Linked DNA regions of Mus musculus: region 1 is linked to region 2. Evidence: chromatin contacts called from ENCODE Hi-C or POLR2A ChIA-PET data. All regions are on one chromosome and are shown on one strand. The core of a region is the stretch at or near the end of the contact, and the rest is flanking DNA. Distances in the headings are between cores, read along the strand shown.

Region 1 (5,769 bases), core at 1,030-3,529, 140 kb before region 2:
ACTTCAACAGAGCCTGTTCAGGGAGGGATGGCAACACACTGGGCCAGGGAGCCTCTGGTGTGGGCAGAGGTCCCACCAGGGTCCCTGCCCAAAAGACAGAACAGAATTGGGCTGAGAGAAGCTTTCAAAAGAGAAAGCTGTTTTGAGCAGAGCTATGGGAAAGGAGGTGGTGTTGGCCAGCGCCCCAGGGAAGGTGAGAGGAGGTAGGACCCAGGGTAAGGGGCAGCAGGGCAAGGAAGGGCAAGGAGGTACATCTCATGGGTGACAGGTAATCAGGAGACCTGCACTGGTGAGGGCAGGCATGGGAGGGAGAGCAGAGAGAAGATAAAAAGGCAGTTTGGCTGGAGCTAAGGACTGGGAGCTCTTAGGGCTGCCTCTGTCTGTCTGTCCCCAAGGTGGTGTCAGGCTTGGGATCTGGTTGCTGACTCTAGGATGTCCCCGTTGCTTTCCTTACTCCTGGGTGGGGGCTTTAGGGAAGGTGATCTTGTTCCCAGCTACCCACTCCTCTAGGCTCAGTCTGCCTCTCCTTCCAGCCTATGGATCCTGTCTCCTCTCAACTACACAATCAGACTGCCTGTTGATAGGTTTATCTATAGTCACTCATAATAGGTGTTTAGTAAAATCTGGTGGACTGTTGAATGCATGGGTCTAAGAGGGCAACCCCTACAGATCCTCAGACCCCACTTCTACCAGGGCCCCTCGGGCTTCCTAGGACATCAGAGATGAGTCGGGGAGTCACTGTAAGAGAGGTCCATCCTAAGGGAGGTCAAGTTGCAAGTCTCACTTATCTCATGACCAGCCATCCCAAAGGAACGCACAGCTTAATACGAAGAGGTCCCAGACAGTCTCAGCAGGTCCAGTCAGAAGCCCCCACCCCCACCCCAACTGCAACACCCATTGTCAGCCTCACCAGCACAAAGGAATCCACAAAGGAACTGTTCCCATACCCAGCATGCATTCCAGAAAGCTCCCTTCCACCCAGAAGTATCAAAAGATACCTTTTACATTCACTGGTACTCACTCACAGGGGGGTCTCTTCTCCCTACCCACAGCCAACCATACAGCCTCTCAGCTAGAGCCCGCTCAGCATAACAGCCACAACTCCTAGAAGACCCCAAGTTCACCCCAGAGGCCAGTGTCTTGTGACCCTCCTGCCACAGAGTCATCATGGTGTAGCTCATGCAATACTTCTGCTTTTCAGGACCAGGGAAAGCAGAGATAGCCCTGTGAACGCTGGCAAAGAACTCATTGAATCATTGTTGGCAGGGAGGTTAATTGGATACAGATGTAAGCTTGTTCCTGGGACAGGTATGTTAATAGGAGCTAAAACTTCTGAGAAACCTCGGCGCTGGAGGGAGAGATTAATTCATCAGAGTCCAAGGTCACAGTGAAACAGCACCCAGAGAGCACCCATCGACAACTCTGACTTCTCACCTCCTCACTACCAGTGCCCTGTGGTTCCCAACAAATTCCTGCCCCTGAGGACCTAGGAAATAGCGCTGTGCAAGGCTGGTCTCGGAATCACTGATGGAAGCTTTGCTGTGATCCTGTGTGGGGTATCATCTCAGCTTAGGAGACTGAGGAACTCGAGGTTTGCTAAATGAGATGAGATTTGTCCCAGTTGGCAGTGAGAGGCTCTACAAGGACCCTGACTTCAGTCTCGGATTCATTCTAGCCTGGACCACAGAATGGCCAGGAAGACGTTCTCTCGCTGTCCACTAGGAGGCGCCAGTTCTCCCTGTTGGTACCAAATGCCGTCGGGACCCTCAGCCAGAGTGGCTTTCTTTGGTTTCTAAGCTAGCTGGCCTGCTAGCCCTCGGGTTAAGGTCCAGAGGCACAACAATCCTTCCCTTCAGTTTCCAGGGGTCAGAGAAATGGTAGGGAGGGTATGAAATCCACAAGGACCGGGAGCCGATTATCACCCGCCTCAGTTCTCATGGGAACCCCAATGTGTTAGATCAGAGTGGAGTCAGCTATAAATGGCAGAGGCTCAGAAAGGCTTGGTAACTGGAGGTCACAGACCAAGACTGTGGCATTCAGGGGCAGGAGAGTGCTGGTCTCCAGGCCTGCAAACCAGAATGGTGACAGAATGGTAAAATACTACACAGAGTGCTCCAGTTATGTCTCAAAAGTGATGAGCTGAGGGGCGCACATGATACAAGGCTGGAGCAGCCAGCAGGGTGTGTGCGTGGTAAGGGTCTCCCTGGTGTGGGTGCTTCTCTCTGGGACATTGGCACAGTGAGGGGGACACAGGATGGCTTTGGAAAATCCCAGGCTTCCCAGGCAGGTGACAGAACCAGCTCTCCCAGCCAGACCCAGCAACGTGGAGGCCAGAGCCACCTGACTCTAACTATAAATAGAGAGATGACGGAAGGCTCCGGAAGCCCAAGGGAGGCCAGAGAAAGGGAGTCTGATGCTCCCTAGAGACTGAGGAAGATACACATACAAGGCACCCTTCTGTAGTGTGCCTTCAAGGTCAGCTAGGAGTCCTGCAGAGGGCTGAGGAGGGGACTCTTGGCAGGCACTGGCTCAGAGGGTGGGGCAGAGGTGAGCAGAGCTGTGACAGATGACAGGTCCCAAAGGCCAAGGGGCTTTGGAAGCCAGAGGGAAGGCTTTGTGCTTCGTGCAGAGTCGCGCTCTTACAGGACTTCTGGCAGCGTGTTGGAGAACGGGATGAATGTCCAAGAACAAGAAAGGCATAAGAACAAAGAGCGAGTGATTCAAGGCCGCTGGGGGGCACAGTGCCAGGAAACACAGCCAGCCTTCCTGTGGAACAGAGGCAGATTATGGGATGCCGGAGGCTGCCGGCTGGCTCCAAGTGTGTTCCCCACCGAACTCCTGATGCTGAGCCGGACACAAAGTCACCTGAAATGAAGATGGCAGATCCAGCATATCCCTGAGTTCCTCTTAAGATATCTATAGTCCTTCTGTGATGTATAAACCTCTTGTTTCTTCTTTGCTGTGCTTTAATGTGCACGTGCTTGTTGGAACTGGAGCAGCCGTTTGGGACCAAGAAACAAGTACTAATATAGGTACCCGCGTGTGGGACTGCCATACCAGCCCTGAAGTAGATACCTCCACCTTCTGTTTACTTGGGAGAAAAAAGGAAACAGTATGTGGCCACTGTTGCTTTGTTGGTTGTGTTGTTGTTTCTGTTTTTGTTTTAGTTTTAGTTTCTTTCAGATGAATGTATTCTAAGTACATACAGGTCATTCATGAATCTCCCGAGAGCCCTTATACATGGGCCATTTTACATCTGATAAGCACCTCAGTCATGCTAGATGATTCTGCATGAAAATTAGCAGGTGTTAATCCTTTCCAGAATCTTCCCCGGGGAAGCAGCGGTGGAATGCCCGCCCGGCCATGTGGCATGGGTGGTGTGGATAGATGTCTGTGCCAGGGCAGTCAGCCCTCCAGACAGCTTTGTCTTCTTAATCTACAAGTCAGAGCCTTGGGACCACCAGGGTCCCTGAAACTTCTACCACTCAATGCTGGGCCACCCTTGTACCTGCCACTATGCTGTGTATTCCAGGCTAGCTGGCCATGAGCTTGCAGCTCATTCCCCTGTCTCTGCCATCTATCTCTGCTGGAATAGCTTTGAGTCATCACATCTCAAGAACTGAACTCAGTGTTACTAAGTTTCAACGGCAAGTGCATTCACCCTCCGAGCCTTCTCTCCATACTCCTATTGGTTCCTTTTGTCCTTCCTGGATGGGTAGGATTGAATGATCACCCTATGACAATACTAGTCACAAAGCCACCATGTATCAAAGACCCCAGGTCACCCCTTACAATAATCAGCTTTCCATGAGGGGACTGTGCACGCGCCTCTTCCCCTTGCTGGGATGGAAACCTAGTTTCTGACCTTCACAGGAACAACTTTCCACTGTGGCACCCAGAGAGATGCTGTTGAAGGCCACTTCTCAATGCACCGAATCCCTTACTGGATGGTGAGCAAGCAAAGGAGCAGGAGGCAGCTGAGAAAACATTTCCCCGCAGCTTGAGCTGTCTCTTTGACTCTTATATTTATTTTGTTGAGGTCACAGGGCCTTTAAGGGGGGTTGGAGAGCTGGTAAGGGCACTCCGGGCCCACATCCCTCTTCCCAACATCACCTTCCAGTGGACAGCACATCCCAGGCCTGGGAGAAACAGGTCACAGGGGTGAGGCAGAAGGACCCATGGTTGGAGGTGAAGGGGTGCAGGGTGAACAAATGGATTCAGACTGCCTGGGTGGGAGCCCTATTCTACCACCAGTTCTGAGAGTCCCAGGGCTTTGACCCAGCCAGGCCTCCAGTTCACGATCATGTCTCCTAAGGCATTGTGAGCGAAAGGTGACTCAACATATGTCAAATTTTAGGACATTGTGTGGTGCCTGAAACCTGCCCACAAAGCATGAGCTGCCTGTACGTCATCAGCATCATGAGCACGCCACCGCAGGGAGTAACGCCATGACTGAAACAGGCCTCTTCACGAAGGACGTGACCCCGCAGGGGTGTAGCTTCTCACTTCCTATTTCGTAAAGAGCACTCTCTGCCCACCTGATACATCACCTCCCACTCCTGAAAGGGGCTTGGTGACTCTAGCTCAAGAGAGTAGTCTGCATCCTACTGCATCAGTGTCAGAGGCAGCCAGGAGTTTGGAGCCTAGGCAGAGCCTAGGCTGGATCTGAATCTGAGATCTTAATTCCCTGATTCCTTTGGTTGAGATGAGCTGATGTCAGTGGCTGCCTGTAGGTTTAAATAACTCCAGGTGGTCGGTGACAGCAAGGAATATCTGGGGCCAGAACAGTGAAGGGGCAAGGGTTTCCCAGGCTTTGCCGATGGATACTCCTGAAGGCTGGCACCCTGTGTGAACCAGAAGTAAGAGTGCAAGGTGATGACATGCCCCAGCTCCTGCCATGGGGTGGGGTGGGGTGCACACCTGAGAATGACTTTATCCAGGCACTGAGTGAGGGGCTGTTGTCCATGATAGTTCAGAATGGAAGAACTGTCCCACTAGCCTGTCTCTTTCCTTTGCATCCTGCCCCAAGAGGCTAACTCTGCTACCCAATTCTACGTATGAGGAACCAAGACCTGAGACTCAGGGGTGGGGTTATTTTCCATCAAGCCTGACCCCAGAATCCCTGCCTGATCCTACCATGCCTAGATAAAACCACTGCCAACATCTGGAGTGCACAGCTTGCAGGCACACATTCACTCCAACTCTTTCCAGCTCCTCCAGCTGTGTCCCACCCCCCCCACCCCCCCACACACACATACACACTTTTTTTCCCCTTTTACCAAGATTGGTGACTTTGAACTCCAGTAACTCACAGAAACAACAAGGTGTCTCTTTCTAGACTTCTTGGAGCTGGGGATGGAGCTTGTAATTGACAATAGATCTCTGCAGCAGGGGAACCTGCAGGCAGAGTGGGGAGGCAGATGGAGGACTTCCTGGAGTGGGCAGTTCTAAGCAGGCTGGAAGAAGGGAAGTTCCCCTGTCTTTGTCAGGGTTTGTATTCCTGCACAAACATCATGACCAAGAAGCAAGTTGGGGAGGAAAGGGTTTATTCAGCTTACACTTCCACATTGCTGTTCATCACCTAAGGAAGTTAGGACTGGAACTCAAGCAGGTCAGGAAGCAGGAGCTGATGCAGAGGCCATGGAGGGATGTTATTTACTGGCTTGCTTGCCCTGGCTTGCTCAGCCTGCTTTCTTATAGAACCCAAGATTACCAATCCAGAGATGGTCCCACCCACAAACTAATTGAGAAAATGCCTTACAGCTGGAT
Region 2 (6,017 bases), core at 2,823-5,322:
TGCTCCAAATGCCTCCAAGATCATTCCAAATCACCCAGCATGCTGAGCTCCTGAGAGTGACCCTGAGGAACCCAGACAAGAGTGACGGGGTCATGATGAAGGGGGATAAGCTGACAGACGAAAAAAAAACATATCAGCTTGGTCACGGGCCAGGCCAGGGTATGGTGGACACTTTGATGCAGTTTGAGAACTATCAAATTGAAAATACCTTGCTCGAAGCTAGAGAAAGTACCCAAGGAGCTGTAGGGGTCTGCAACCCTATAGGTGAAACAATATGAACTAACCAGTACCCCCAGAGCTCGTGTCTCTAGCCGCATATGTAGCGGAAGATGGCGTAGTCGGCCATCATTGGGAAGAGAGGCCCCTTGGTCTTGCAAACTTCATATGCCCCAATTAAGAGGAACGCCAGGGCCAAGAAGTGGGAGTGGGTAGGTAGGAGAGCGGGTGGAGGGGCAGGGTATGGGGGACTTTCAGGATAGCATTTGAAATGTAAATGAAGAAAATACCTAATAAAAAATTGGAAAAAGAAAAAAAAGAAAGAAAGAAAGAAAATGCCTTGCTCTCTGCATTGTGTCAGGGCCTGAGGCCATGCGCCCTAGCAGATACCCACTCACATAGTGCGAGTTCTCCCACTCCGTGGAGCCCTTGCCCTGCTGCTGGTGGATCAGGGGAACCTCCTTGGGCTCCAGTCCTGTGATAGTCTGAGGCCCGTGATCCTGGGTGTCGAAGTGGACCTTCCTGACCTGGAGGAGTGAAAACCCGTGAGAGAGAGTGCCAGTCACATTCTGTCCTCCACTGCTACAGAGCACCTTCATGGCAGGCAGTCTGTGAGTCTATTACAGTGACATCAGAGGGGCCCCACATCCTGCTCGTGGTGATTCTCATACCCTGACAGCAGCCCATGGGGACTTTGGGTCCTCAGACTGTTGCAGGCACTTAAACCCTTGTTGGGCCCCTCAACCAGGAACTCCCCCCCCAGGGCCTTTGAACTTTGTTGCAGACACTGCTTGGAACACATATCCCTTAGGTAGCTGTGGCTAGAGGAATGGCCTCTTTTGAACCTTGCCTAGTGTTTCCATGCTAACTTCTTTCCCAGTCTTTGGGCTTCTGATTCATCCCCCACTTCCTCCGAGCTGTATTTCTCTCTGCTCTTACCCCTTCCAACATTTTTAATTTTATTTTACATTTAAGAGATATATTATTGTCAGTCAGTGTCCAGTAACTGTTAGCCATTGCTAATGCATAATTAACATATCATGTGCCTTTCTGGGTATTATAATGTGAAAATGGTAGATATATTTAAAGCCCACATGATAATACACATATGTAAATAAAAAGAATTGGATTCAAAAAAAAAAAAAAAAAGAGAGATATATTAGCCAGGCTGTGGTGGCACACACCTCTAATCCCAGCACATGGGAGACAGAAGCAGGAAGATCTCTGTGAGTTTGAAGCCAGCCTGGTCTACGTTGCTATATAGCTAGTTTGTGGACAGACAGGATTACACAGAGGAACCCTGTTCTCAAATAAACAAACAAACAAACAAACAAAAACAAAAAAGAAAGAAAGAAAAAAAGAAACCAAAAATGAGAAAAGGAGATTTGTTAGTATTTTATGTGTCTGAGCTTGTATATGCCACAAAGATCAGATGAGGGCATCAGATACCCAGGAGCTGGAGACCCAGGAAGGAACTCACATCCTCTGGAAAAGCAGAAAACACCCTTAACCATATCTCCTGCTATCATCGTCGTCATTAGTTACATTGAGATATGGCCTCATGTGGCCCAGGCTGGCCTTAAACTTGATGTGTAGCTAAGGATAACTTTGAACTTGTTATCTTGCTGCCTCCCTATCCCCAGCGCTGGGATTACAGGCATAGACCACTGTGTCTGGTTTATGAAGCACTGGGGGATGGAACTCAGAACTTCATGAATGTGTTCAGCAAGTGTGAGACCCACTGAGCTACAGCCTAAGCCCACTCCCTCCAAATGTGCAATGTATTCAGAGGACATTGCTTGGATGCATGGCTACCTATCCTCATGACCATGGAGGTGACTTGAATGGTGGTAACAATGATGACAGAAGTGAAGAGGTCGGGGTGACTGTGACAGTGACCTCGAGGCAATGAGGGTAGTGGCAAAGGGTTTGAATGTATGACTAGGATCCTGGTATCTGTGAGGATGGAGTAGGGGTGAGGGTGTTGACACGGCTGCAGGGAGAGGGAGTGGCAGTGGGGATATCGGGATAAAGACAGGACCACAGTGGGGAGCGACCCCTCACCCTACACTTTGGCTCCTCCAGGCTATGTCTTCTCAGCTCTATGCAATGGGTAGAGGTGCTACTTCAGCTTGCTAGAGGAACCCACCCTCCCTGTCTTGCTGCACACATCCTGGGGCTCACTCCTGTCTAGCCTGGACCCAGCACTGACCTCCTTGGAATGTGGTCCAGGGTTGAGTTTTTCTCGCCCGTAGCTGGAGGTTGTCTGGTGCAGGTTCCAGGGCAGGGGTTGTTTACCATCGGGCACTTCTAGGGGAGAGTAGCTCTGACTGGTCACAGACTTGGAAGTGTCTCGGATTTGTTGCCTAAGGGGTGGGAGGAAGCAAGAGATGGGCCCCCCAGGGCCACCTTCTTTGTTCTGGGGTTGAGGGCTGCAGTACTTATTCCCAGGAGCATCATCTCCCATCCTTCTCCCAAATGTTTTAAGAGTCCTTCTTGGCCCCGGGGCCAAAACTGGGCAGCATGCCCAGAGCCATTCAGGCCTTGCTTTGGAGCCTGGGGCAATGACATCTCTAATATTTAAGATCCAGCAGAGCAGAGGAGGGAGACAAGGAGTAATGGAAACTGTACCCTATGGCAGGATTGTCCAGGGTGTCCAGGTGCGGTTGGTAGGAGACCAGGGGCCGATAGTTGGATTTGTAGCCTGTGCCTACATGGCTTCCCAGGCGGGGCTTAAACTCCTCCCGACCTGCCAAGGGGCAAGAAGGAAACAGGACCAAAGGCCACCAGAAGGGTGAGGAGTGGCTTCCCAAGCAGAGCCAGCAGCCACCAGGGCCTAAGGAACCCTAAGCCAGGGGAACTCCTAACAACCCAGGTGTTGGGAGCTGTGTAGGCCTGGCCCGTGGAGGACTATGATGCCAGAGAACAGAGCCAGTGGCATGGGGTCACAGGAGCCATGTGCAGACATACTTCAGTGACAGGACCAAGGAAGGGGACAGCCAGACAAGGCCAGCTTGATTGTGTGAGCCTTGGGCTCAGGGAATGGAGCCACTCTATGTGGCAGGTCACTCTCTGCTCAGATTGACCTAGAGTGTGTGCCTCTCCTGGTCCCTCTTCCCATACAGGGTCCTGAAGGTAGCACCCCATAGAGGAGTCCTCACCATAGGCTGTACAGTAGCTGGTAGCATAAAACTTCAGAGGGTCAGAGCATCCCCCCGAACTCATCTTCACATATGGAGAGACAACCCCAAGAGGGAGTTTCCCCATCATGATGTGTGAGGCAGGGGCCCCACGGGCCTGAAAAGAAACCCAGGAGATCTCGTGAGTCCTGACCCCAGGCTTCAACCTCTGCAATGACAGTCACCCCCTCAGAGGCCCGAGTCATCCTCACAGGCCCTGTTCCCGTTTCTGGAAACTGCATCCCAAGTCAAACAAAGAACCCATCTTCAACTCTCACACTGGCATGTCTCTTACCAACATTCGAATGCCCCCACTTTAGAGCCAAGAAACGATGCTGAGAAATGAATTGAAGATCTTAACAAGAGGTCTCCAATTCCTAGTCCTCTGGTCTGACCTCCTATATGTGCTTCTTAGAGAGTACATGACCAAATGACCGCCTGCCTGAGCTTTCTCTCCTGCCAGACCTGCCCCGCCCCCACCCCATCTCTTACTCAGTTCCTTCCCCCCGCCCACCTCCCTGTGGAAGTTGACTTTGCTCTCCTGGGGCCCTACACAGTAGGCCCCACCCTCACCTACCCTCTGCAGCAAGCTCTGAGGTCGGCAGAGGCCACAAGAGGCTGGAGCTGCTCAAGAGAAGCTGGCCCTCCTGAGGTGGAGATGGCCAAGCTAGAAGAAACAGAGTGTTGCTTAGCAACCAGCACCTAGCAACAGCGTCCCAAGCCTCTGAAGTCCTTCTCAAACCATGGCCCACTGAGGGGCTGACCTGTCTAGGAAGGGAAGTCCAGGCATAGCACAAATTTGGCCCTTCCTCCATGGCTCTGTCCCACGCTGCCTGGACAAGACCACGAAGAGTTGCTTGTCTAACTGATGTGAAATAAAAGATAATCCTGGACAATCTCTCCCATTTACAAAGTATCCACTTCTCACGGTGGATACTTTACATCTTTTATCTCCAGCCTCCTAGCGGCTCTTCCAGGTAGCTATTATTATCCTCTCTTCACTGGGGAACAAGAGGCTTAGACAGGCAAAGCAACTGGACTGGCCAGAGATCTCAAAAAACAAACAAAACAAAACACCACCCCCCCCCAAAAGGAAAAGAAACAAAATAGTTGCGATTCCACTTGGGTGGATCCTGATCCCACTTTTATGCCTCTTGGTAAATTAATCTTTACTATATTCTGCTCCAGCTAAATCTGTCCTAAGCCTTTTTACACACATTACCTCTTACAATTTCCCAGATTCCCCCATGAGCTTGGGGCTCTTGGTACATGGCCAATAACCATAGCAGTGGTTAAAATTGAGGCTCCAACCAGACCTGTTTGTTGGCTTTGATGAGCTGTCTTTCCTCTTTACACTGTCACTTCTTATCTTAGTCAAGTATGTGACTTAGGACTGGTGATAGGGGTTCAACACCTGCTGAAAGGAAGGGGCAACACTGGTACTTACTTGCAAGCTGTGGTCTAAAGGCTCCCGGCCAGCTCTGCAGAGACTTCAGTTAACAGCATGCAAGCCTCAAGTTGGTTTTCAGTCTTGTAAACATTGTGACAGTTGGATCTCCAGGGGTGGAGAAGAACTCTGCTCAGTATCTGCCAATTCCACCATCATGGCTACTTGCAAACAGCCAGTTCAGTGTCCCAAATGGGAACCTTAAATACTGTTTTAGTTTTTGTTTGTTTGTTTGGTTGGTTGGTTTTGTTGTTGATGTTGTTTGGTTCTGGGTTTTGTTTTTGTTTTGGTATTTTTTGAGACAATGTTGCTCTGTGTGGCCCTAGCTGTGTAACTTGCTCTGTAGACCATACTGGACTCAAGTCACTTGCCTCTGCCTCCCAAGTGCTAGGATTAAAAGCATGTGCCACCACTGCTCAGCTAAATAATTTAACTTTTAACACAGCAGGGCTTAACAGCCAGCCTGTAGATTTCCAACCTTTAGCTATTACAAGAATGTGAGCTTCTCTTCTGGGATACCAGAAGAAAAGGAAGACCGAGGGAAAGGGGCTGTGCTGCCTAGGATATAAGCACATATATGGGCCAGGCACATGAAACAAATCCTACTACATCCCACATCAGCCCCACCAGCACCAGGGATCACGAGCACACTTTACTCCGGATTCAGAAGTTATCATGGTCTAGGAGGGCTTCAGGACAAACTGAGGCCCACTGAATTCTCCCCCTCCAAAGTCATGACTCTGTTACCGGGCCAGAGGACTGAACGCACGCAGCCTTGCCTCCAATAAGCAGCTCCCAGCTTTCCAACAAAGAGGCTCATGGGTGCTCCATACATGAAACATGGTAAGATTGCGACTGCCACTGGTGGGGCCCACTTAGGGCAAAGAGCAAAGGCACCCCTGGAGAAGAGGTCAAAGCCTGAGCTCAGAATCATGAGCTCAGACATGACACAAGCTCTGGCTTTGTCACTGAATACATATGAGACTTGATACAGGGCATGTGTTTCCAGTCCCTCCTGGAAAATGGAGGTTACTGTGAACCACTTAGCCAAGCACCAGTAGATAAAGGCCATCTACTGGGTTAGGGGAAAACTCTGGAGAGAGGTGGCGTCTTAGTTAGGGTTTTACTGCTGTGAACAGACACCATGACCAAGGCAAGTCTTATAAGGACAGCAT

What was found. Hi-C counts contacts between places; a loop is a spot of excess contacts on that map. ChIA-PET counts read pairs that join two places held with the same protein, here RNA polymerase II (POLR2A).
Region 1: a map of v-Abl transformed pro-B cells shows a loop between it and region 2 (3-fold over the local background). The contact joins the enhancer-like site here to the promoter of Ppp1r32 in region 2. A Hi-C loop is called at or near these places in 19 of 37 maps with a recorded cell type or tissue (ES-E14, T-helper 2 cell, adrenal gland and 6 more). POLR2A ChIA-PET finds 5 or more read pairs at or near these places in 2 of 5 experiments (Patski and embryonic stem cell).

The regions. Positions count from the first base shown.
Region 1 is chr19:10,339,617-10,345,385 of GRCm38, forward strand. No RefSeq gene overlaps it. Among named protein-coding and RNA genes, the nearest start is that of Gm30263, 24 kb to the right of the region's middle. Within about 2 kb of position 2,280, at least 1 of the 3 ENCODE cell types and tissues checked has a DNase peak (open chromatin) inside an H3K27ac peak, as active enhancers do; it is heart, where a contact is called at or near this core.
Region 2 is chr19:10,478,856-10,484,872 of GRCm38, forward strand. Ppp1r32 (protein phosphatase 1, regulatory subunit 32) reads right to left here and starts at 4,073. Exons shown (of 14, transcript NM_133689.2): 1 at 3,973-4,073; 2 at 3,378-3,513; 3 at 2,848-2,965; 4 at 2,429-2,582; 5 at 615-743. The coding sequence starts at 3,486.